Linked DNA regions of Homo sapiens: all the other regions are linked to region 4. The links are chromatin loops, found by intact Hi-C in ENCODE. Cell type or tissue: PC-9. All regions are shown on one strand. Region 1 overlaps FHIP1A (FHF complex subunit HOOK interacting protein 1A). Region 2 overlaps FHIP1A (FHF complex subunit HOOK interacting protein 1A). Region 3 overlaps FHIP1A (FHF complex subunit HOOK interacting protein 1A). Region 4 overlaps FHIP1A (FHF complex subunit HOOK interacting protein 1A).

Region 1 (5,000 bases), 120 kb after region 4:
TCACCAAATCAGGCTTATTATTACATGAATTTATACAGAGTCAGGGTGTGCAGTGGAAGAGCATTAGACTGTGAGTAAGAGATCTGGGTTCTAGTCCTGGCTCTTTTGTTTACTACTGCTGTGTGAACTTGTGCAAAGCTTCCAACCTCCTTGAGTCACATTTTATATTAGTCCATTTTCACGCTGCTGATAAAGACATACCTGAGACTGGGAAGAAAAAGAAGTTTAATGGACTCACAGTTTTACATGGGTGGGGAGGCCTCACAATCATGGTGGAAGGCAAGCAGGAGCAAGTTACATCTTACATGGATGGCGGCAGGCATAGAGAGAGAGCTTGTGCAGGGAAACTCCTATTTATAAAACCATCAGATCTCATGAGACTTATTCAATGTCACCAGAACAGCATGGGAAAGACCCGCCCCCATGATTCATTTACCTCCCACTGTGTCCTTCCCACGACATGTGGGAATTGTGGGAGCTACAATTCAAGATGAGATTTGGGCAAATCATATCACATTTCCATAGCTGTACAATGAGGATAGTAGACCTCCTCTTTCCTCCTTACAGGGTATGAAAATCAAATATAAGTGTGTTCTGAAAAATCATATACTGTTATATGCAAAGGTATTATCATAACTATTGCAGGACAGATTCTGCCATCTCATATGCAGTAAAAGGATAATATTGTTTGTTCAAAGACCATTTAGTCAGTGTGCACCAGGTGCAAAGTACTGCCAGACTCCATGGGGAAATGAAGGTGGCTGAAAAACTCTGTCATCTCCATGGAGTTTATAATCTGGGACCCAGGAGACTGACATGTTAATTTAAGCAAGAAAAACTAAGTGCTGTGACAGAGAAAGTAGCCAGGGCAGGTGGGGAGGGAGAGAGTGACATTGTGCCGAACCTTGAAGGTGAGCAGGTAGGGAGGGCGTGGAGGAGTGTGTTTGGATGAAAGTACGCCAGGAGAGCTGTGATGTCCAAAAGAGGTGAGGGACCACGAGGACTGAGAAAAGACCCTAATGTGATTTGTAAGGCAGGTGAACATTGATATCCATAGTAAGCAGTGCAGAGGGAGTCAGATAAGGGGCTCAGGAACCATCTGGTGGTGACAAAATAATGCCGCTTAGTGTGGACTGGCATTCTGGGTAGTGTGGTGATGAACAGAAGAAAACAGGCAGGGGATTCAAGAGAAGGGAAAGGTGTGGAGAAAAAGACAGACACAAGTGATTCAAGATTTAAGAGATAAGGGATTGTCCTGCTTTCTAGCTATAAAACCTTTCTACACTACCTAAAAGAGATGACTGCTTCTCCCTTAAGGACTATACCCAGCTTTTTCCTCACCAGGCTAATAAATGCACTTAGCATTTGCTTAAAAATATTGGGATTGTGGCCAGTCGCGGTGGCTCACGCCTGTAATCCCAGCACTTTGGGAGGCCAAGGTGGGTGGATCACGAGGTCGGGAGTTAGAGACCAGCCTGGCCAATATGGTGAAACCTTGTTTCTACTAAAAAATACAAAAAACTAGCCAGGTGTGGTGGCATGTGCCTGTAGTCCCAGCTACTCAGGAGGCTGAGGCAGGAGAATTGTTTGAACCTGGGAGGTGGAGGTTGCGGTGAGCCAAAATCGCACCACTGCACTCCAGCCTGGGCAACAGAGCGAGACTCCGTCTGAAAAAAAAAAAAAGAGAGATTGTAAAGAATCGCTTTATTAACAACCCCTGGGGCTTCTGACTCCCTGGACCCGGGTTTCCTCTTTTCCCCCTTTGATGCCACACTCTGAACTCTCTTAGTTCTCCTTAGGGTCTGTCTGCTCTGCTGACTGGATGTTGTCTTTCCCTAAATGTGGGCATGCCTCAGGGACTATTCCTGCACTGATTGACCCTCATGATTGCTATCCTTGCTCTGCACAGATGGCCTAAAAAGCTCTGGGGCTGAGTATTTGACCACTGGCTAGATCTCTTCATCTCAATGACCTGTTGCTTCCTCAAACTTAAAATGTCAGGAGGCAAACTCATAATGTCTTTCTCCCGAGGCTAGCTTAATTCATCCTCTGCATACCTTCTTTTTGTGAATAATATCACTTTTCCCACTTACCTGGCATAGAACTCTTAATCATCCTTGAATTTTTTCTCTTAATCTTCCCAAATATAGTGCCAACCTTTTCCTGCAAGGTTCTTGAGTCTGTTTTTTTGTTTCTTCTCCCAATAGTGTCACTCTGGGTCTTCATCTCCACATATCTTGACCAGGGTTAGTTTTCACTTATGGTCTCATTACTGCAACTTCTTTCTTCAGATTATCTCACACAAAACTGCTGGATTAAATTTTCTAAACACATCATCCTTCCTCTGAAACCTTAAGTGGCTCCACTTCCTACAATGTTCTTGGTCTACATGCTGTGTCACAGCCCTGACTCCGTACCATTCTCATTCTTGGTTCAAGGCCTCTCTCCTATACTCAGTCCGTTTTCTCTGCTTGGAACATTCTCTTCCTTCCTCCTCTGTGGTCAAGAGTTACTCTTTCTTCAAAGACCAGCCTAAATCCCACAGCCTCCTGCAGCTGTCCCTTACATTGGAGGTTCTAGTCTTCTCTGTTCCCTAGAGTTGGCAGCTCTCGGTGCCCATGTTATTCTGAGCACGTGCTCCTTTCTATTGTTAGGTGATTTTGCATTTGACCCTGCTTCCCTGCTCTTTCCTGAAACCCCTGGAAGGGCCTGCATCTGTGGTTCCCAAACAGTGCACCAAGGAGCCCTGGGGCTTTTCAATTAATTCACAGGGGTACTAGGAGATATTTTCAGTTTGTGAGGGAAACACAGTGACATCTGTTGGACACCACATGAACTAACAGCTCAAAATAATTTGCAGTTTTGGCATGAAATCATATTCATTACTTTCAATTTGGTCTTACCAATTTAAAAATGAATTTTTGGGCCGGGCATGGTGGCTCACGCCTGTAATCCCAGCACTTCGGGAGACTGAGGAGGGCACATCACCTGAGGTCAGAAGTTTGAGACCAGCTTGGCCAACACAGTGAAACCTTGTCTCTACTAAAGATACAAAAATTAGCTGGGCATGGTGGTGGGCGCCTGTAGACCCAGCTACTCAGGAGGCTGCAGCAGGAGAATTGCTTGAACCCAGGAGGCAGAGGTTGCAGTGAGCTGAGATCGCGCCACTGTACTCCAGCCTGGGTGACAGAGTGAGACTCCATCTCAAAAAAAAAAAATACTAATAATAATAATAAATAAATAAAAATGAGTTTTTGTTGGGTTCTGTGTTTAAGAACAAGTATCATACAAAAATTGATGTGAAACAGGAAATGAGGTTTGTAGCAGACAAAAACAAGTGAAGCAGTCTAATTGGTTTTGTCATTAGCTTGGGAAAATCTCCATCCAGATATGTTGTTTCAGGATCCTGGGCTGGTGGGAGACCCGTAGAGAGTTGGCAGTTGCAGCCAAAGATGGCTTCAGTGCTTGTCCTGGATCTGGCAGGATTAGAAAGAGGGGACTGTTAGGTTGTTTGGATGGGAAAAGGTTGTATAAGTAGCACCTCAGGCTCAGTCATATTATTTCTGTCAAATGTCTTGTGAACTAGGGTAGGGTAGTCTTTTGTTTAGTGGGTTGTTTTGCTCCTTTTTAAAAAGAGATTGTTACCAAATTATGGCAAAAGTTTGGGACTATCTCTGGTGGATAGAGGTAGAGACATCGAGGTGAATGTGCTGAAGTAAGAGGTAGATGGAAGGGAAGATAATTACATACCATCCCTTCTGCAGGCAGCTCACAGGCATTCGCAATGATAACTGTGACCACAAAGAAAGCCTGCACCTTTGGTTTATGCAAAGAGCAGCCAGCTGTGTTTCATTCAACAAATTATTCCATTCAAGAGCACTTGGAAAGACAGAAGCAAAAAGTCTACCAGAAAAACTGATTTTTCCACCATCTCTTCTGTGCTGAAACCATGCTTGAACAACATACATGGGTAGAATAATTTCAGCCATTTCCTTAAAGGCATGTGTGCTGGGTTCATATAAGCCGCCGTGGAGCCCATTTGTTTTACAAGCTTGTCTTCCAAACATGCACATACGTATTCATGATCTGCATCCTGCAAGCTCAATAATTCATGGCTTATTGACTTAGGTTGATGGATGGAAGTTTTTTGGGGACTAGAGAAGTAAAGATGGAAATTTTGAGAGGCTGAGAGCAGCCACACTTGTGAGTTGCCCACTTGCTGTAAGTGTGTATGTGGGCGGGCAGGCTGGAACTCCGGTAGAGCCCAGTTTGGCTCTTACTGGCTAGGCATATTTTGGACTTTTATGCCCAGTGAAAATAGTGACTGAAGATTTTAAGAGCAATTAAGTACCATCTTCAAATTATTATCACCATTATAAAATATTAACGGGCTATAATTGGGTGCTGAGTTTGCAGGAGGAATACACTGATCGCTTATGTCATAGTGAGGAGTGGGCAGGACAGCATGCTGTTCAACCATGATTTAATTTCATTTCTCCTGTCCGTTCTTCCTCATGCCTCTCTAGTCTGGGAGATAGTAGCGGGGGTTCTGGAGTAGGAGAAGGGTAGACACAAGTCCTCTTACTTGTTCTCTGGCAGACTTCCCGTTGGATTTTTGGATGCTTCAGCAGGTCTCTGCTCTTTGTCACTTGTCATCTGTGCCACTTCCTGAGGAAAAACGTCTTGAAGTTTTATGCCTGGTTTCCTATAATGCTGTGGAATTTCACTGATCATGTCATTCCTTTCAGTGGAAAATGGGAAGAAGGAATCAAAAGCATGGAATGTAAGATGCCACCTTGGCTTTGGAATTTTTAGATTTTGTTTTTTAAATTTGGTGGTTCTTTGCTAAATCTTTTGTAGCTTCCCTTGACTTAGTTGAGCCCCAAACGAGGCACCATCTCTGGGGTGAACCAAACTAAAAGATACAGAGGAATACTTTTTTTGATATCTGCATTTCATATTTCTACTTATATATTTCAATAATTTGCAGAAAACCCCAC
Region 2 (5,000 bases), 66 kb before region 4:
GAGGTCATAACAGCAAAAGGTGCTGAGCTTTTAGGTAAGGTTCACCTCATTTCCTCACATTTCAGGTTCTTTTTGGTTTTAATGTTTTCCCCAAGAGAAGATAGTAATTGGTAACAGCTATAAAAATACTCTGCAGCTGTTGGTTGAGCTGCTAATTAGCTTTTATGGAGCATAGTGTTTTTTTTTTTTTAACATTTTCCTAAGAACATTATTTTAGGACATGCCATTAAGGAGTTCAGAAAATCCACTAGGTTTTGCAGAATGCAGAGTGTATTTTAGCTCTTCTCCTTAAATTGTTAAAGTTTACCTCTGTTGAAATATTAGTCATGGGTCCATTTTAGGATCTTTTGGCTTGTAGAAAGTTCTAGGAACTGATTTCCCTCTGTGTGTGGAAAATGTGAAATAAGATACTTTGGCTAAATTTCATGACTCAGGCTCATTGAGGTGGGAACATTTCAGGAATTCCTGTGGCAAAGTTTTTACTGAATGTCTAAAAGAGTTGATTAATATTTTTATTTAGTCCAAGCTTTTTTTCATAACCATTTCATTAGAGGAGTGTGTCTTATTCCTCAAAATGAATATCTTCTATTTTGTTTGTGTTCATGGAACTTTTATTTGGATTCCATTCATTTTAGGTTGATTTTCTTTATAATATACTAGAATGAGTATAGAAAAATATGTTTACAAATGTAATTTCTATACACACATACATACCCCCTATATTTATATATGCACATATGTATTGTACACATTTGTGTATTTATGCCTAAGTATATAGTGATATAAGGAATGTTTTAAAAGTATGATCTTCTTCAGGTCATTTAATAGAAAACTTTGTACATCCTCAAAATAAGGATGATGTCTCCATATTTATTTATTAGAAAAAATGTTTCTTGATTTTCTTGGTATAAAAATTTTTCTTAATAAAATAAGAATTTCTTAGGACACGGGAAACTTATAGTTTGTATATATTCATATTTTGATCTTTTCTGTGGGAAAATACAACATGTCTAATGTATTATCCTTTTTTTTTTGAAGCAGGGTCTCACTCTGTCATCCAGGCTGGAGTGCACTAGTGCAATTTGGGCTCATTGCAGCCTCAGCTTCCTAGGCTCAAGCGAATCTCCCACCTCAGTCTCCTGAGTATCTGGGACTACAGGTGCATGCCACCATGCCTGGCTAATTTTTGTATTTTTTTGTAGAGACAAGGTTTTGGCATGTTGCTCAGGCTGGTCTTAAACTCCCCGGCCCAAGAGATTCCCCTGTCTTGGCCTCCCAAAGTGCTAGTGTTACCAGTGGAGGGTGTGCAGGTTCTTGGTGCTTTGAACAAAGAATTGGACTAAATGCACAAACAAAGCAAGGAAAGAATGAAGCAACAAAGGCAGAGATTTATTGAAAGCGAAAGCACACTTCACAGGGTGGGAGCAGGCCCGAGCAAGCAGCTCATGGGCCTGGTTTCAGAATTTTCTGGGGTTTCAATGCCCTCTAGAGGCTTCCCATTGGTTACTTGATATACACCCTATGTAAATGAAGTAGTGGCCCAAGATCTGTCTGATTGGTTGCAGAAAGCGACCAAGCACCAAGCAGAGGCTAAAGTGAAGTTACAGAGTTACACCCTATGCAAACATCTGATTGGTTGTGGAAAGTGACCAATCAGAGGCTGAAGTGAAGTTACAAAATTATATTTCTATGCAAAGGAAGACTTGGCTTGTGACCAGCCTGATTGGTTTTGGGAGGGGACCAATCCGAGGTACTTTCAGATTTTTATCTGTCATGCGGAACAAGGAGATGGGGGTTGCAAAGGGAATAGCCTCTGGTCCTTTTGTTACTTGGGTGTGGAAAGTTGGGGTTTTCCTTTTGATTTAGTTCTAGGAAGTCAGCATGAATCAGCCTTAGGTTCCCTGCCTCCAGACCCTGTTCTTCTGCCTCAGTAGGATTACAGGTGTGAACCACCACACCTGACCATGTATTAGTCTTGATTATTGCTTATTCTCTAACACTAAGTCACTATTTGATAAGTTGAATTTTTAAATCTCTCTAATTTGTGTATACTACAAAACATTTGTACTTTTGGCTTATTTTAAGCAAGATGTTGTAGTTTAACTGCTTGTAAAAAATCTGCCAGGCCCAATGGCTCATGCCTGTAATCCTGGGCATTTTGGCAGGCAGAGGTAGGAAGATTGCTTGAGGCCAGAAGTTTGACACCAGCCTGGGAGACATAGTGAGACCCGTCTTAACAGCAATAACAACAAAAAATTAGGCGGTATGGTGTCTCACCCCAGGAGTCCCAGCTACTTGGGAGGCTGAGGCAGGAGGATCACTTCAGCTCAGGAGTTTGAGGCTGCAGTGACACAGGATGATGTCACTGCATTCCAGCCTTGGTGACAGAGTAGGAACCTATCTCTAAAAAAAAAAAAAAAAAAAAAAACAAGAGAAACTCTGACAACATGAATTCATTGACTTTGATCTGTTTCAGGAAACACCAACTGACTTGATATTTACCTACTGATTAAACTTAATGGTTAATGTTAATTTCTTATCAGCTTGATTAAGTTTGACCTCTGAATTTTCTCCTTATACTTCTTCACAGTGTTTAGGACCTTGCATGTCCTATTTGAAAAGTACACCCTGGAGTTGCTATAGATAGTAAGAACCAGCTTGCAACAATTGGAGAGTGTTTTTTTTGTCCTTAAAGTAATTCTGCCTCTTGATTATGTCTTAGGATTGGTTTCACAGAGAAGTGGTCATTCCTTCACAGTGAATCACAAAATGAGTAGTTTTGACAGGATTTCCTGACTCAGTCTGGCTAACTCAACCTGCTGTTCTGAGTTTCTGTCAATATTGGCATGCCAGGAGCAAACTCTTGACTTGGTTGTCTTGGGTATACAGATAATTCCTAAATCCATACCCTCATTGCTGACCTTTGGACCATAGGCTTGTTTCTAACCAGTTCCTGCTGGATAGGTCTATGTTTAGATCCTGACATCAAAGTAAACCATAAGGAGTTGAGAGTAACTCTGCATCTTAATTGCCTACCAGAGCACCTTATATTGAATAGAATCCTATAAATGTTTGTTGTTAATGATCTGCCTCTTATTATTATATGGCCAATTATAATATTTTTCATTTTGTTTCTCTTTCCAGTTTTTCTTGCTCTAATCTATTTTCATTCCATAGTCAATTGATTTTCCAAACTATAGCTGTGCTCATGTCACCTATCATGGTCTCTGTTGCCTACTGGGTAATGACTCAACTCAAGGCGTGATGGTTAATTAATTTTATGTATCAACTTGCCTGGGCCACAGGGTGTCCAGGTATTTAGTTAAACATTCTGGGTATGTCTGTGAGAGGATTTCTGGATGAGATTAACATTAGAATTGGTAAACTCAGTAAAGCAGACTGCCCTCCCCAGTGTGGATGGGTCTTATTCAGTCTATTGAAGGCTTCAGTAGTACAAAAAGACTGAGTAAGGGAGAATTCACTCTCCTCTCTCTCTCTCTGTTTGACTGTTTTCAACCTGGGACATTGGTCTTCTCCTGCCTTCAGATTCAGACTCAAACTATAACTTATGTTATTGTCTCTCTTGGGTCTCCAGCTTGCTGACTGCAGATCTTGAGACTTCTTGGCCTCTATAATTGCGTAAGCCACTTCCTTATAATAAGTCTCTTTATAAACACACACATACATCTCCTACTGGTTCTGTTTCTCTGGAGAACCATTGGCTGATTCTCAGGGCATTTATGATCTGGTGCTCTGTGCAAATCCTTTGCTTTGACTGCCATGCTGGTCTGTTCCTCATTCTTTTTTTTTTTTTTTTTTTTTTTTTTTTTTTTTTATTATACTCTAAGTTTTAGGGTACATGTGCACATTGTGCAGGCTAGTTACATATGTATACATGTGCCATGCTGGTGCGCTGCACCCACTAATGTGTCATCTAGCATTAGGTATATCTCCCAATGCTATCCCTCCCCCCTCCCCCGACCCCACCACAGTCCCCAGAGTGTGATATTCCCCTTCCTGTGTCCATGTGATCTCATTGTTCAATTCCCACCTATGAGTGAGAATATGCGGTGTTTGGTTTTTTGTTCTTGCGATAGTTTACTGAGAATGATGGTTTCCAATTTCATCCATGTCCCTACAAAGGATATGAACTCATCATTTTTTATGGCTGCATAGTATTCCATGGTGTATATGTGCCACATTTTCTTAATCCAGTCTATCATTGTTGGACATTTGGGTTGGTTCCAAGTCTTTGCTATTGTGAATAGTGCCGCAATAAACATACGTGTGCATGTGTCTTTATAGCAGCATGATTTATAGTCCTTTGGGTATATACCCAGTAATGGGATGGCTGGGTCAAATGGTATTTCTAGTTCTAGATCCCTGAGGAATCGCCACACTGACTTCCACAATGGTTGAACTAGTTTACAGTCCCACCAACAGTGTAAAAGTGTTCCTATTTCTCCGCATCCTCTCCAGCACCTGTTGTTTCCTGACTTTTTAATGATTGCCATTCTAACTGGTGTGAGATGATATCTCATAGTGGTTTTGATTTGCATTTCTCTGATGGCCAGTGATGATGAGCATTTCTTCATGTGTTTTTTGGCTGCATAAATGTCTTCTTTTGAGAAGTGTCTGTTCCTCATTCTTGAACACACCCTACCTCTTCCTTTTTCCCCATCTTTGTTGAGACCAGTCCTTCCTCTTTCCAGTTATTTTAGTGATGTGCATTCTTCCAAGCCTAGTTCAGAGCTGTGTCCTCCATAAAATCTTTCTTGGCTGTCTTTTCCTGTAGTAGTTTCCTGGCACCTGAATCTCCATACTGAAATTTTAGGAATTTAGTCATTTGCTGCCATCCAGTGTTATCTTTTATACATTTGTCCTTCTTCCCAATTAGATTATAAACTCCTTTAGGACTGGAGCCTAACTCTGTATTTCCACATCCCTCCACTGTTCCTAGTGTTGCTTTTCTTTTGCTTAGTAGGTTGCCAGTGAGTGAT
Region 3 (5,000 bases), 50 kb before region 4:
AGGAATCATTCATCTAGTCATGAATTCATGAATTCATCCTGAACTTTTGATGATCTGCTGTGTGCCAGGCACTGTTCTAGGTGCTGAGAATATAGTTGTGAACAAAGCAAGCAAGGTTCCTATTCTCATTGGGTGAGTGAGGAAGAGACAGACAATAAATATGTAAGCAGGAAAAGACCTGCTCTTCAGAGAATTAAAGTCAGATGGTCTGCAGAGAGTGACTGGGTGGCTGTATTAGATTGCAAAAATTAGTTAAGACTTGGTCTTTGCTCTGGAGGAGATGGACTTGTAACTCCAGTGTGATTCCATTTGTGCAGTGATCAATGTATGAACAAAGTGTGCTGGGTAAATCCAACTGTGGAGAGCCTTGCATATCCTCATGAGGAAACTGAGGGATGACTAGGCACTGTGCTGACAGGATCAGAAGTGTGTTTAGGATGGTAAGGTTGAAGCAGTCAGAAGTCTAGGCTAGACAGGAGAGAGATTGATAAGATGTGATGATTACTCTCTGGAATTACAGCCCTAGTCAAGTGCAGGGGGAGGGAGAGAGGAGGAAGTGCTTACTTTTTGCTGAGAGGACTAGAAAGTGCTTCCTGGGTGAGGTACCATTTAAACCTGGTCTTTTAACATGCAGAGATGAAGGGAAGGGTATTGTATGGTTGTATTACTAATGAGCAAAAATGGAAAGATACAGCTTATTTTGGGAGTAGTTAGACTTTTGGCAAGTTCAAGTGTGTGTGTGAGGGAGAAAGCCTTTCGGGTTAGGCCTGAAATACCAGCTTGCTTCAGGTGAGCAGAGGAAATGCGATGAAGGTTTTTGACTAAACTGACACAGTCACAGCCTTAGGAATATTATTCTTACAGCAGTATATAAGATAAGTTGGAATGGGGAGAGAGGTGGCTGAGAGAGTATTGAGGAGGCTACTGTGAAGGCCCGTAGGTAATGGCGTTCTGATCTAGGATGGTGACCCTGGGGCTAGAGAAAATGTGATGGGTCCCTGTGGAGGTAGGAATAGTAAGGCAGTCTACTGATGAGATGTGGAAAGTTAGGGAGAAGAAGGGGAAGAGTGTGACTCCAGGAATGTAAGCCCAGATGACTGGGAAGATGGGATTTCTGTGACAAACTTGGGATGGCAGAAAAAAAATAGATTTAGGAGGACAGACTACTTAGATTAGTTTGAAACTTGCGGAGTTAATGGCGCTGGTGAGACATTGAAGTATGAGTATCAGATAAATAAATGAAAATGGGATTTTAGCTCTGAGTTAGAAGAGGTGTTAACTAAGGGCATGGGAGTGGAGGCTGTGAGATAGATGACGGTGGCCAGGAACTTGCTCAAAGAGAGAAGGGAGGTGAGGTGGAAACTTAGAAACATCACAGTTTTGGCTATTTTTATTTTTGTTTTTGTACTTCACTGCTGATAATCTCTGAATCAAACTACACTATTAGACTCGTAGCCCTTTAGAATCTCTTGCTCAATCTACTATGTCTCTTGAAAAATTGCATGCCTGGGCCATATTATCTTGATTCTATTGCAAAGTTCAGATTTAATTAGGGACAGCATATAAAACAGCTCTATGCCCTTTTTTGCTATAGGGATGCTGTTGGGAGATTTTTCCGTCATATCTTTCAGTGTTTCGAAGAGCAACTTTTTCATAGTAAGTGATAGGAAAGAACTTTGCTTCCCTGAAGAAGTGCAAATGTTTGTTCCCGATGGAAAATTATATAACTAATCATGTTTACGTTTTCACCTTTGCTGCTATAAAGCACAAAATCAAATTCCCTGTTGAACTGTAGTTACTGTGTAAGACTTCATGGTCTCCATTTTGAATTCTATTCCATTTTCTTTTATCCTGGCCACATTCTTCATTTACTACCCTAATTTATACTCTTTGGCTGTAAGTCCTAGTTTTCTTTTTTAACATATGCATTTCTCATAAGCTATCTCAAATTCTTTGTAGGATTAGATGGGAATTAATAAATAATGTCACTATGTTACTTACTATATGAATGAGATATTCTTAGACTGTTATAGATCAGTATATAAATATAAGGACTCAGCATATTCTAAATTTACATATTTTTTCTTTTCTATGAAACTTTTCTTTGATAGCTTTAGGCAAGTGGTACATATAATCACAGAGTGTAAAACTATGTGAAAAATGATATAACAGGGAGAGCCAAATTCAGGAGTAAATATTTTCACATTGACTCCAGTTAACTCTGCCTCTTGGTCAATTATTCATTCCCAGGTGTATGAATCATTGCAGTAAGAATTGGATTTTTTTTCCCCAGTCATTCATAAATGTTACCAGTTGGCTCATTTGGAAACTTGGAGTTTATATTATTAGTGACATGGGACTAATCATTGGAATTTGAGCTGATCTAATCTGGTAATGATTTTAGTTCCAATCAGTGTATGCAGATCTTGCCTCAGAACACTGTGTAGTATTAGTTGGTTGTTTACTATTGAGTAATGAGTAGGTCACTGGTTAGGTAAAAAGAATTGACCTCCTACTGCCAATCATTCCTTGATTCTGTTGTCTAAGAAAATATCTTTTCTTTTTCACACTATGCAAGGAAACCCTTGCTCTTGGTGGCCAGATGAGGAATTGGACTCCTTTATGACACACATCTTTTAAAAAAATTGATATGTAATAGTTTTAGGTATTTTGGGGGTAATGTGATATTTTGATACATGCATACAATATATAATGATTAAATTGGAGTAATTGGGATATTTATAACCTCAAACATTTATCTTTTCTTTATGTTGGGAACATTCCAATTCTTCTAGTCTTGCTATTTTGAACTATACAATACATTGTTGCTAACTATAGTCCTATAGTCACCTTACTGTGCTGTGGAACACTGGAACTTACTCCTTTTAGCTAACTATTTTCCTACTCATTAACCAACTTCTCTTCATTCTCTCCTCCCTCCACCCTCTCTCAGCCTCTGGTAACTACGAATCAACTCTCTACCTCATGAGATTCACTTTTTAAGCTCCCACCTGAGTGAGAACATGTGGTATATAAATCTTATAAATAAAAATCTTTTAAATTAAAATTATCAAATAATTAAAGGGGTATCTGTGATGACTGGATTTGCCCTATTTAACCTCCAGTAAAAAATTTTCCTAAACCTGCGTTGGTATAAATCTAAATGGGTTTGGGTGTGGTGGTTCACACCTGTAATCCCAGCACTTTGGGAGGCTGAGGCGGCTGGATCACCTGAGGTCAGGAGTTCAGGACCAGCCTGGCCAACATGGGGAAACCCCATCTCTACTAAAAATACAAAAATTAGCCAGGTGTGGTGGCACATGCCTATAATCCCAGCTACTCGGGAGGCTGAAGCAGGAGAATCGCTTGAACCCAGGAGGCTGAGGTTACAGTGAGCCGAGATTGTGCCATTGCACTCCAGCCTGGGTGACAGAGTGAAACTCTGTGTCAAAAAAAAAAAAAAAAAAAATTCTAAATGGTATAAAAAATCTTTGTAGAATCATATGAATATCAAGTAAGATTTTTTGGAATTTTGTTTTAAAAATAGTAATTCCTAGCTGTAAATCACTTTTGTTTGTTTCAGACTGATGACCTATTTTCCATTTTTATGGAATATCAAAATGATGACATCACAATGCTTTTGTGATTTAATTTGTATAAGAAAAAAGTTATTTAGTTCAGTTAAATGACACATTGATGTTTACTTATTTAGATCCTATCTGTATTTTATTCCCCAAAAAGAAATGCAGCTATCTTAAATATGGCAGCGACGCTTCAGTATCTTCTCTGGAAGCTGCAGGTATGGACCTGACTAACATGGCTGAGCCAATCCCTGCTCTTCTGCCTGGTGTTCATGTTACATTTCTTGGTTTTCATTAGAGTTTCTCAGCCCCACTCAACCTTAGCACTGTTCATTGTAAAACAAACAAAAACGTAGGGGTTTTTATTACATTAAATAGAATCTTTTATCAGGAACCACAGGATAAATTTCATTCTGACTCAGTACCAAAATAGTTCTTTCTTTGAGCAACTGGTTTATTTTTACCCTGTGGACACTGAATCTTAAAACAGATCGTGTTTCTGTCTGCATGTTGGCTGCAGCAAAGCTTAGAGTCCCTCTAAGCTGAACATCTACAACACTTCTCTTCTGGCTCTCATTCTACCTTGTGGCTACAGTTACTGGTACGCATATCTTATCCTACTCGTTTAAAAGTTGCTTGAAGACCAGGATTCTACTGTGGTCATCCCTCGGTATCTGTGAGGAACTGGTTCCAGGACTTTTCCAGTTTTAAACTTGACAAAGTGTCATCTTTGTCTCAAATCACCCTCTCAGTTCTTAGGAAGTGGAAGAATATAAACCTGTGCTAGTCTAAATCTAAATGGTGTAAGAAATCTTTGTAGAATCATATGAATATCAAATAAGATTTTTTTTGGAATTTTGTTTTAAAAATAGTAATTCTAACATCCAGTAGAAATACCAGCATCCAGTAGTAATACCAACATCCATGGGATGTTCAAGCCCCTGATATAAAATGACATAGTATTTGCATATAACCTACACATGTCTTACCATGTATTTTGAATAATCTCCAGATTACTTATAATACCTAATACAATCTAAATACTATGCAAATAGTTGTTATACTGTCTTGTTTAGGGAATAATGGCAAGTAAAAAAGTCTGCATATGTTCAGTACAGACATGAATATTTTGAATATTTTTTATCCTTGATTAGTTGAATCCGTGGATGTGGAACTCATGGATATGGATATGGAGGGTTGAGTGTAGTACTCTTTATATTCTTTACAGTGCTATAATATTGGCCTGCATATGTTTTGCATGCAAAATAATGGCTGAATTGAGTATTAGTAAGCCATTCAAAACCGTGGTGATCATGTTAAGGAGAAAGATATATGTATATAGTATGCCAGTGAAGCTTTTGAAATCCGCTGGGGGTTCTAGGGATTGTGTGTTTGAAAATATAGCATAATGAAATGAGA
Region 4 (5,000 bases):
TATCTAGAGAGGTCAAAGTTACTCAGAAATATTTGGGAATGTGTACATTTTTTGAAATTGTTTATAAAAAGTTTTTTGTGCTCCTTTCTTTGCTATTTTATATTATGCTATCATTATTATCTTAATATGATACTGTTGACCCATGGATATGGATTTATTTTCACACTTTTTTTCACTCCCAAAAGAAGCATATAATTGTTTGACATCTCTTATAAGATGGAAGAATCCTTTTCTATTTTCTGTTACCCAGCAGGAGTTTCTCATTTTTGGCTAGCATTCAGATTTCTAAATAAAGATTTGCTTTTTGCTTATTTATTTATTTTTTTATGGTGAAGACAAATGCACACTGGGAGAACCCACTCAGTGTACAACATGTAGTGGTAAATGCGAGCGGAGAAAAAATAGAGATACTCAGATTGGATTTTGCAGTTTATTAATTATTATTTTTATTCCTCTTCATAGATTTTTAAAGTCTTCTTCTAGGGGTTTCCAGCAGAGCCAAATGTTAGAAAAATCTTTCCGCTCCTCTGAAGAGTGAAGTGAGCAAATACAACCCAGCAGTAGGTTATTGAAGACAGCAGCCCCAGGTAATGTCTTCTTTTCTCATTATTATTGACATGTGTTCAGTAATGCTCAATAATATGTTATACTTTTTTTTTTTTAAAGCAAGTCTACTTGAACTTACACATCCATGTGAACATTATCTTGTTTAAAATGTCTTAGGGAGAGGCTGTACTCTATCCTCTATGTGAAGCATTTAAAAAATCTTTTCTTAAGAACTGCATCTTGACCCTCTGGTAGCATTCTTCTAAGCATCCTGTTTTCTCTAGTGGCAAATATCAACCTTGTAAGGATATACTTAGGAAATAGTCTAAACTCATTTAGAACTTGGGTGATGATCATACCTGGGGTTCTCTAATTTTGATCAAAACCAAGAAGGAGCAATAACATAAGGAAACCAATTTTTCTTTTTGTAATTTGAAGACTCATACACTGTATTGAAAATAAATTCTACGAAGTGACTGAGTTTCAAGCAATGGTAGTATTGTTAAAATAATTGTTCAGGCTTCATAATTTACAGAGGCATGTACTATTTATTTGACTATAAATGTTGATATTCTTTCTTATTAAAATCAATAAGTCAATCTGTTAGTATTGTAGAAGAGTTCCTATGTTAATCAGAAACTTCCTTATTAGATATACCTCTAATGCTTTATAATTTGCCTCTATAAATGATCTTCTTGTGGGGGTGGGGGGGTGTTTTGCAATATTTCCCAAAGTGTTACTAGAGTGCTTGCTAAAAAAACACATTAAAAATTTCATATTAGTAGGCCTGAAACTAGTGTATCAAAATCAGAATCAGAATGGTAGGGGCAGGACTTGGGAATCTGCATATTGCAAGTGAATGTCAACAGAGATTGACACTCTGGTCCAGTAAAATCAGACCTCTACCTAGGATCTTTGTAGTTTAAAAAATTTAGTGCAACTTATTGTGTAGACACAAAACAGCTATTTATGATTGTGTGCTTTTCTGGGAAGAGTAGGGGGAAGGGAGGCTTAGGGAAAGATTTGTTAAAGGATCCAAAATTATAGCTAGATAGGAGAAATAAGTTCTTCTGTTCTATACCATGGTAGGATGACTATAGTTAACTATCTAGCTGTAATTTTGTATCCTTTAAGAAATCTCTCCCTAACCTTCCCTTCCCCCTAGTCTTCCAAGTCTATCATTTTAGAGACAGTTTAAGATACGGAACAGAAAAGCTGATAATCATAAATAGCAGTTTTATGTCCACGTAGGACTTCTTATGAAGTTCTGTTTCTAATTAAGGTATTTCAGGAACAAAGTGGTATTGCATAAATTTGGAGCTCATTTTAGACTAAGATTTAATAATTGTTAATAGGCATTGAGCCTGTGTTTAAGTTTTATGTTAGCATTTGTTGGGTAATGACTTCTTAAATTCGGGATTTGACTCTGATGAACTCTGAGTTTTGGTCTTAAGTTTGGAATGTGTGTGTGTATCCTCTGTTACAGGGCTTTTCCCAGTTAACTCCAACCAATGAGAGCTCCTCTGATGTTTTAGGGAGCTTTAATTTCAAGGTCCTTAGCAGAATGAACATTCTTATGATAAAGAATTAGCCACTCATGAATCCTGGGGATAACCTATAGTCGTTTACAACCATTCACCTGTCTGTAGAGCAGAAGTTGTTTGGAACATGTTCTTGCCTCTTAGCTCTAGAAAGCAGCATGAGTGATAGAATGATATTTATACTGGTTTGGAAAAGGTCAGAAACCAAATATTGTTGCCTTAGACGTGAGGTTATTTTGAGTTGTGCAGGAGACTTTGGGAGTGGGGTGTGAAGAGTACAAAAACAAATATATGTAAAAGGGAAGGCCTGGCAAGGATACTAAGAAGGTAGAGGGAGTAGCTTAGGTGGTTGTAGGACTGACTTGGATAATGAAAGGATGTAACACTTGGGTGTATTGGTTTCTTCCGAGGAAATGATGGTGGATACTAAAGGTAGCATAACAAGGACCACCCAAGTGGAAAATGGGTTTGAAGATGGACTCTGAAAGCTTGAAGACAGTATGATGCAAAATGTGTATGATAGTCCTCAGGAGAGGCTGTCAGTAGAATTCATCTGTTATGAAATTTGGTTGTGTTCTCAGAACAGTGAGACAAATAGCAGGTGGATAGAGGCAATTACAGATATTCTGAGCTGTTGAGATAATTGTATATTTGAATATGCTATTTCAGGGTTAAAAGTCGTCTACATGAGAAAAGAAGAGCAGTTATGGCAGCATTAGAAGGCTCTCCTTTCTAATGTAATGCCAGGAATGTCTGAGTCATGCAGAATTGGGGTGGTGAGTGAGGAATGTTTCTCTGTGGCTTCCCTGGCTTTGTGTGGGGAGCCAGTGGGAAGCCATTTTCAAAAGTGGTTTTGAATAAAAATCTAGCCCCAAAACTGTTTTAGTAAATAACACAAAAATATACCTAAAAAGTGACTTGTTAGGGTCAAATAATCAAACCACCTACATAATGCTGTAAATCTGAAATTTGTTCATTTTGCACATATCTTTTCATAATTTTATCAATTTTTAAATTATAATCTGTGCCTTCTTTTGTAAATTTAGTCTTTTTAATTAATTCATCCATTTTGGTCTCTTCACATATTCTATGACCCTTATAATTTCTTTCGAGCATAGTTTGGATCTTTTCCAGTTTTTTTTTTTTTTTTTTTTGTCTGTTCTAATTGACCAGAATGGCTTAAAATAAATATGTATAATTTATGTTTGGTCGTGTTTTCCATTTCATTTTTAACATCATTTCTGAAATACCCTTGTCTTGGTCTTTAAGTGTATAGTGCCACACTGAACTGATGTACTCAGAGAAAAGTCTCTAACAACTCTAGTCTAGACTAGAGGTTCTCAAAGTGCGGTCCCCAGATGAACAGTGCAAACTTCACCTGGGAACTTGTTGGAAATGTAAATTCTTGGACTGAATCAGAAGCCCAGAGGGTGGAGCTCAGAGTTTTTTTTTTTTTTTTTGAGACAAATCCTCACTCTGGTTGCCCAGACTAGAGTGCAGTGGCACATTCTTGGCTCACTGAAGCTTTGACCTCCCGGGCTCAAACAATCCTCCCACCTCAGCTTCCTGAGTAGCTGGTATGACAGGCACCTGCCACCATGCCTGGCTAATTTTTTTATTTTTTGTAGAGACGGGTTTCACCATGTTGCCCCACCTTCTTGAACTCCTGAGTTCAAGCAATCTGCCCGCCTTAGCCTCCCAAAGTGTGGGGATTACAGGCGTGGGCCACTGTGCCTGGCTGAGGTTTATATTTAACAAGCCCTCTAGGTCAGCAGTCTCCAACCTTTTGGCACCAAGGACTGGTTTTGTGGAAGACAATTTTTCCATGGATGACGGGGATGGCGTGGCTTGAGAATGAAACTGTTCCATCTGAGATCATCAGGCGTTAGTTAGATTCTCATAAGGAGTGTGCAACCTAGATCCCTCACATGTGCATTTCACGATAAGGTTTGCGCTTCTATGAGAATCTAATGCCACTGCTGATCTAACAGGAGGTGGAGCTCAGGAAGTAAAGCTCACCCACTGCTTACCTCCTGCTTGGTGGCTTGGTTCCTAACAGGCCAGAGACTGGTACCAGTCTGGGTCTCAGAGGTTGGGGACCCCCTGCTCTAGGTGATTCTGATATGTGCTATTGTGCAAGCCATTTATTTTTTCTTGTCCTTGGTCTCCTGAGCAGATACATTACGGGTTCTCAAACTGTGTGCACATGAATCATCTGGTAAGCTTATTTTAGACATTTCAAGAAGCAGAGAATTTTTCCTGACCACATACCAGGAGATTTTGATTCAATACGTCTTGGATAACTCAGTTTATGTGCATTTTAACGAGCTCTCCAAAGTAGTTCTCATATCTATGATCTGGATTAAATGGATGTCTCTCACTTTCTTCAAGCCCAAAATTGATGTGATTTTAAATGGCTCTTTGGGTTTAGTAACTGAAAACTTGGGGCCAGAAATTTATTTGTAAAATGCAGTTTGGATTATTTTTTGCTGAAGTCAGATTATGTTCTGATTTCTTTCCTTGAAAAATATTTTCTTGCCGGGCGTGGTGGCTCATGTCTGTAATCCCAGCACTTTGGGAGGTCGAGGCGGGCGGATCGCCTGAGGTCGGGAGTTCGAGACCAGCCTGACCAACATGATGAAACCCCATCTTTACTAAAAATACAAAAATTAGCCGGGTGTGGTGTCAGGCACCTGTAATCCCAAGCTACTCGGGAGGCTGAGGCAGGAGAATCACTTGAACCTGGGAGGTAGAGGTTGCAGTGAGCCGAGACTGCGCCACTGCACTCCAGCCTAGGCAACAAGAGCAAAACTCCATTTAAAAAAAAAAAAAAGAAAAATATTTTCTTGCTTACTATATAATATTTTTCTGAGGCTTCTCCTTCTTGTTAAGGAAAAGAGCCTTTGGCCCTTA

Evidence for each region. Hi-C counts contacts between places; a loop is a spot of excess contacts. Peaks named below come from ENCODE experiments on the same cell type or tissue, not always from the same donor. Only the 100,000 strongest peaks of a DNase experiment are listed, where the experiment ranks them.
Region 1: a loop joins it to region 4, with 16 times the contacts of the local background. A loop is called at or near these places in 3 of 110 quality-filtered maps.
Region 2: it touches region 4 in a loop (6-fold over the local background); 3 of 110 quality-filtered maps call a loop at or near these places.
Region 3: a loop joins it to region 4, with 8 times the contacts of the local background. A loop is called at or near these places in 3 of 110 quality-filtered maps.

The regions. Positions count from the first base shown.
Region 1 is chr4:151,601,643-151,606,642 of GRCh38, forward strand. All of the region lies in intron 7 of FHIP1A (FHF complex subunit HOOK interacting protein 1A), which reads left to right. Among named protein-coding and RNA genes, the nearest start is that of GATB, 160 kb to the right of the region's middle. In PC-9, a CTCF peak has its summit at 2,800 (motif pointing left); no DNase peak of the experiment used is centred here.
Region 2 is chr4:151,415,768-151,420,767 of GRCh38, forward strand. The region is part of intron 1 of FHIP1A (FHF complex subunit HOOK interacting protein 1A); the gene reads left to right. Among named protein-coding and RNA genes, the nearest start is that of FHIP1A, 9.1 kb to the left of the region's middle. In PC-9, no CTCF peak of the experiment used is centred here; DNase peaks (open chromatin) are centred at 404, 2,414 and 2,764; H3K27ac peaks cover 3,587 bases.
Region 3 is chr4:151,432,336-151,437,335 of GRCh38, forward strand. The region is part of intron 1 of FHIP1A (FHF complex subunit HOOK interacting protein 1A); the gene reads left to right. Among named protein-coding and RNA genes, the nearest start is that of FHIP1A, 26 kb to the left of the region's middle. In PC-9, no CTCF peak of the experiment used is centred here; a DNase peak (open chromatin) is centred at 2,316; H3K27ac peaks cover 2,037 bases.
Region 4 is chr4:151,482,062-151,487,061 of GRCh38, forward strand. It overlaps FHIP1A (FHF complex subunit HOOK interacting protein 1A), which reads left to right. Exons shown (of 14, transcript NM_001109977.3): 3 at 463-587. Among named protein-coding and RNA genes, the nearest start is that of FHIP1A, 75 kb to the left of the region's middle. RefSeq lists enhancers at 1,849-2,505, 2,506-3,161, 3,261-3,960, 3,961-4,659. In PC-9, no CTCF peak of the experiment used is centred here; a DNase peak (open chromatin) is centred at 2,840; H3K27ac peaks cover 1,312 bases.